Regions from separate parts of the Homo sapiens genome. Here region 1 is linked to region 2. A link is a contact called in ENCODE Hi-C or POLR2A ChIA-PET data. All regions are on one chromosome and are shown on one strand. Each heading gives the region's core, a stretch centred on a gene start or an enhancer-like site at or near the end of the contact. The rest is flanking DNA. Distances are from core to core; before and after follow the strand shown. Region 1 overlaps CRYBG1 (crystallin beta-gamma domain containing 1). Region 2 overlaps CRYBG1 (crystallin beta-gamma domain containing 1).

Region 1 (2,985 bases), core at 200-2,699, 85 kb before region 2:
GAATTGCATTTATTAGCATTTGTCTTTCCTTCATGAGAATTAAAATTTTCTAAACAGGCATGCTTTCCAGCTATGAAAACAGAAAAATGCAGACTCACTAGAGGGTGTTTTAATGCAAAGATTTTATGAGCCCTTCCCTGAAGTGAATCTACCCTTAATATATAAATAATGTATGGCAGTCATGTTCACATGCCATTAACAAAAATTACTGGCCAGGTACAGTGGCTCACAACTGTAATCCCAACTCTTTGGGAGGCCAAGGTGAGAGGATCACTTGTGAGACCCTATCTCTACAGAAAAGTTTTAAAAATTAGCCAGGTATAGTGGCATGCACTTGTGGGCCCCAGCTACTCAGGAGGCTGAGGTGGGAGGATCCCTTGAGCCCAGGAGGTCGAAGCTACAGTGAGCTGTGATTGCACCACTACACTCCAGCCTGGGCAACAGAGCTAGACTCTGTCTCAAACACAAAAACAAAACAATGTTGCTATAAAAATGCCTGTTAAAAGTGTATTATTGTAGGCCAGGCGCAGTGGCTTATGCCTGTAATCCCAGCACTTTGGGAGGCCAAGGCAGGTGGATCACGAGGTCAGGAGATCAAGACCATCCTGGCCAACATGGTGAAACCCCGTCTCTACTAAAAATACAAAAAAGTTAGCTGGGCGTGGTGGCACACGCCTGTAGTCCCAGCTACTCGAGAGGCTGAGGCAGGAGAATCGCGTGAACCCGGGAGGTACAGGTTGAAGTGAGCCGAGATAGTGCCACTGCACTCCAGCCTGGTGACAGAGCAAGACCCCGTCTAAAAAAAATTAAAGTATATTATTCTATATTGAGATGAAAGCACTGTGATAATCTAGGAGACTTTTTCTCATTGACCTATTGAATTCAAAGTTGTTAAATAACATCACTGAAATGTCTGTTAGAAATAACTGCTGAAAGACACCATTTTCTTGGATTAAGACAATTCAAAGGCAGAAAGCTTCTTTTCATGATTCCATATTACAACTACTTCTGTTCCTCCTGCTAGTTCTTCTATGCATGTCCAAACAGTACTTCTGTTTACTGAAAGAATTCCCCCTCCAGCACAACAGACCCAATTAACGAGTTGTACTCCTTTTCGCAAGGCTGTGTTCCTTCTGCTGACTCACGGGGCACCAGGTTTTTTTTGGTTTTTTGTTTTGTTTTGTTTTGTTTTTTTAAAGAAAATCAGGAGCCAACGGTCAAGCTCACAAAATCAAGGAGTAAAAAAGTTTTATCTACCATAGAAGCATGAGCTTCTTTCATAAAAATCTTACTACAGTCAGCTTTTAAGTGTCTGTTAATAGTAGGAATGATGCAGGAGGGACATGGGCCATTTTCTAATTTACAACGTATGACACTTAGGAAATGGACTGTGCAGCACACAGAGGGATCTCTTTACCCTTCATCCCGTTCTGTGGATTTCCCCAAAACAAACCAAGAGTGATTTTTGTTGACAGGGCTGGAGCTTATAGTTTGTTTCTGTAACAGTTACATTAAGGAAAAAGGGAAGAATAACACACTTCCTTTTTCTACTACTATATAAAAATCAAGCATAGAAATAAATATTCTATCTTGGATCAGTGCTATATTTACCTTTCATTTTAAGTTCCTAGACTGGTTCTATCAGAGCTAGGATATACTGTCATGAAAAAAACAAATTCATTTCTGAAAGTACTCCAGGAATTGTGAAATTGCATCTACTTGAAGAAAAGATCAAAAGCATATGAAAGGATGAGTCACCTCCTAGCAAAGCCATCACAGGCCCCCGTGGAATCCTAAAGCTCACCCTGCATTTGATACATCCTTCTTGATAGATCCAAATCTGATCATCGGCCCCGACATCCTCCATGACCTGTATCCTCAGAAGCTTCAGATCCTCTAAGTTTCCATTGGTTGACATGAATAACCCTGTTGCTTTGTTTCGAAGTCTGAAATAAATTCGCTTCTAGAAGACAAAACCCCCAGCAGTTGTTATACCAGATGTGCTGCTGGAAGCACTGAACAAGCATGAATATCAGGAAGAATCCAAAGTGAGATATGGATTAAGGGTAATTACCATACTCAAGAGTCTCAGAGGTTTTAAATTTTCTCAATGAGAAGAGTTTGACAAAATGTCAAAGCGCCTGAGGCAGGGTGCCTGCCTGTGGATAACTGCGTTTGATGTTCAGTTTGATGGCCTTCTGAAGCAGCCACACCTCTTAGCACCAGAAACTGAGCCCAGATTATTGGGGCAGGGAAGGAGTTTATAGGGTGAGGCCAGTTATAAACTTTGAATAAAAAAATTGGATAAAAAGTTGGATTGCATTTACAAAAAAATTTCAGAGAAGAGTCTATGCAGAGCATGGAGAGGAAGAAAATACCTGAACAAAAGGTCGTAGAGAACCTATTTGGCGACAGCCACTGAATTCATACCAATTAGGTACTTCTGCAGGTGACAATAGGAACTGTCGCCCTCTGTAACTGCCATATTCATAAGTAACCCATCTGAAAACAAAAATAACCACAGTAAGTGGCAATTTTCATTTGACAGTGGACCCCAATTACATTTATTTTTAGAATGCTTTCCATTTCTAGACTGAACTATATACTTTTAACATACATTGGGGGAAAAATGATCTTTTCTAGAACACTTAAAAGAAGTAATTTCTTGACAAATAGCAAATTTTTGTTACATGAGTACTTATGCCAAAAAGTTCCATTCTTGAAGAGAAATAGGTAAGTTTTTTCCTCCGTAAAGCAGTGAAATATTGTCTTTTAGTGGATTCCTCAGTTCTTCCTGGGAACTATTCATAAAATAGCTTCAGTTGTAATAATGGGTCTTTAAGTTGTTAATATTTCCAAAGCTCTTAGTAGGTGCTAAATAGGGTTAAATAAAAAGTTTTGTCTGCAGTGAGAGTAATCTTTGTTAAATCTAAAAAACTGCTAAGATACTCAGTTCCCTTCCGCTCAGATGCTACTGCTGCACAC
Region 2 (2,837 bases), core at 59-2,558:
CCCCACAAAAATGGTTCCTTCTCAGACTGAGAAACAGAGAGATAATTCAGGAAAACCTGGGTAGAAAGTCATTTGCCAACAGGGCAAGAGTCTGAAAGAAGAGTATGGGGCCACGAACGGAACCGTTGTCCATGGGTCTCCTTTTTTTTCTTCTTTGGCTATTTGGTCACAGCTCAGATCACCAGGGGTAACTCAGAGAGAGATGTTTTGCTAGGAGTTTTCTAAGGCTCAAATACATGAAGTTTAATTTGAAATAGTAATAGATAATTCATTAACTATGGGCTGAAGACCAACCTCAGTTTGTTAACTAAGATGAAGTAGACTGAATAAAACTATACTTAAAAACCCTGATGCATTGCTTCAGCTAAGCATGAAATTTTAGTCCCAGCAGAATTTTCCCCCACTAAACATCCTTTAAATGGATATTAACTATCTACTGAAAGCACAAAGCAAACGTAAGAACCACTTCCTTCATGTCTCTAAACTTCCTCTTCTGCCTCTAAACCTCCTCTTTCTGTACTTTTCTGTAGAACATTCCTCCTTAAAAGTATGTACCCCATACAGACTAAATATTTAATATATTTATCTTTAGTAAAATGCAAATAGGATGAAACAATGATTAAAACAACGTCATCTTTGTGGCTTTGGAATTACAATGGGACGAATACCAAAACACATCACCAAAACAGCTGAACTGATCTTGAAAAAGAAATGTTGGGTTCACATAATTATGCCTACAGCTCTGTATGCTAGGATGCCTTCCTAAATATTTTCTGGGGGTCCAATAATAATAACAATACCAAATACTTATGGTAGGTGGTATTTTAAGTACTTTACATGTAATAAACACATGTATCCTCACAATGACCTGATGAGGTAGATGAGTAAACTGAAGCACAGCAAGGTTTAGCAACTAGTCCAAGGTCACACAGCTATCAAGTGGCAGTGCTAGGATTTGAACCTGAGCAGATATGACTTTAAAATCTATGCTTTAAACCAATTTGCCATAGTCTTTCTTAGTCTTTTCCAAGGTGTGTGTGGTTCTACACTGGGAACTGGTCTTACTTCATGTCCCTCATGGGCAGTTCCTAAAAAGTTCACAAAAAGAATATGATCTATTGAATTATATCTATAAGCTAACCTATTTTTAATAGTGATTCATGGGGAGGAGGAATATAATTCACATACCAAATGACCGAATAACCTTGATACAAAATCAGCATTAAAAAAATCTCCACCTCAAGTTTCCCACAATTAATCATAGATAAGCCTATAGCTGTGTCATTCCTTAGTGTCATAGCTGCCAGGAAATTTAACCAAAGAGTATGAGTCAAAGTGTATTTAGAAATCTATTCCATTAAATGGTCTTTTGGTGTTAGATCTAACTTATATAATTATAGAATGTTAGAGCTGAAAAGGGCCTTGACGTTTATAGAATTTAATCTCCTTAAGTGAGGCTGTGAATGAGTTGCCCCAGATCCTAGAGCCAGTCAGAAGGATCATCCCGAGAACAAACTCACAGACTGTCCAGTGCCCAGTGCCTTTCTCCACCATGCTGCTCACCCCACCCGTGTGACATCTTCATATTAAAAATAACATGTTCTTGTTACCTGGGGCTAAAGACATGTCCCTGTGCTCTGTACGGACAAGGTTAAGATAATTATATTCCACAGGTTGAATTTTGGAAATATACTTTATCTACTTCCATATGAGTTAGGTGGGGCTTATCTTTCTTCATTTAGAGAAGTAACATCATCAAACACTAGGAGGACATGAAATATGAATGTGGTAAATGGTAAATGTGTATTACTTTTTATCCTACTTACACAGGTACTCATTTTCTATTCTATTCTGTCTCATCATCTATCATTTGTTCACAGTGGAAATTGTTGGTGATATCTCTGAAAACCACTAGACGGAGTTTTAAGTTCTGTGACAGAGGAAACGTGTATCTCTTTAAAATGTCAGATCCTTGGCCTCTTCTCTGGTCCATGAGCTCAGGAATCCCCTGGTCTGCCTGCCTCTTGTTTCCCTCTGCCAGTTCATCTAAACAAAGCCATTTGTTTGTTCTGTCCAAATCACAGATTTAATCCTACCATCTGTATCTCAGATACCTTCAGTGACTATCCACTTTCTTCAGGATAAAGCCCCGACTCTCAAAGCCTTAAACAGAGACAGCACTATATATCTTTCAAGTCATCCTGCTTTTATGTACCCGCACAGACCGTCCACTCTAACTAAATTAGTATGTTCACAGTTCCCCAAACACACGTAGTGCTTGCCTGTCTCTTTATCTTTGCCCACATGACTTTTCCTTCCCAAATATCACCTCATCTGCCTGTGACAATCCAACTCTGATTCACACAGCAAAGCCCAGCCCAGGAGCCCTCCCTGACTACCTAAGCTTACTGAAATCCTTCTCTTAAAGCATTTATCACTGGTAACACTGATTTCATATTTGCTGTTCTGTTTTAACTTTTTCGTGTACATTTGTCTTACCCTCCCATTCGGTTTATACATTCATTTAGAGCAAGGGACATTTCTTAGGCTAAAAATCTGCCCTCTGTGGCTCAAACACATAAATAAGTAAGTAAGTTTCAGTTAGCTGATTATTTAGTTATCCCTCTCCTCCCCCATATTCTCCTTGAAGATCTGGCATTTGAAACATTCGGGTGATTTTTATATATTTATTCTGAACACCTAAAAGTTTATGGAATATATCTTTAGGTAGAATCTTTCACCTATAATTCATGGTTAAATTCAAAGACAACGTTACAGAGTATTTATCAAAAGGTTAAAAGAATTAAGAAACTAGGAACATGTGAGTCCAATCTTTT

The links. A loop is a pair of places that touch in the nucleus more often than their neighbours do. ChIA-PET counts read pairs that join two places held with the same protein, here RNA polymerase II (POLR2A). Pooled maps may share reads with other maps.
Region 1: a loop to region 2 is called in a pooled map, with 2.0 times the contacts of the local background. The contact joins two enhancer-like sites. A Hi-C loop is called at or near these places in 4 of 50 pooled maps. POLR2A ChIA-PET finds 5 or more read pairs at or near these places in 4 of 52 experiments (MCF 10A, activated T-cell, activated naive CD4-positive, alpha-beta T cell and 1 more).

The regions. Positions count from the first base shown.
Region 1 is chr6:106,560,320-106,563,304 of GRCh38, reverse strand. CRYBG1 (crystallin beta-gamma domain containing 1) reads right to left here. Exons shown (of 22, transcript NM_001371242.2): 19 at 2,379-2,502; 20 at 1,805-1,963. Among named protein-coding and RNA genes, the nearest start is that of RTN4IP1, 68 kb to the left of the region's middle. Within about 2 kb of position 1,449, at least 4 of the 41 ENCODE cell types and tissues checked have a DNase peak (open chromatin) inside an H3K27ac peak, as active enhancers do.
Region 2 is chr6:106,474,987-106,477,823 of GRCh38, reverse strand. All of the region lies in intron 2 of CRYBG1 (crystallin beta-gamma domain containing 1), which reads right to left. Among named protein-coding and RNA genes, the nearest start is that of CRYBG1, 120 kb to the right of the region's middle. Within about 2 kb of position 1,308, at least 4 of the 41 ENCODE cell types and tissues checked have a DNase peak (open chromatin) inside an H3K27ac peak, as active enhancers do.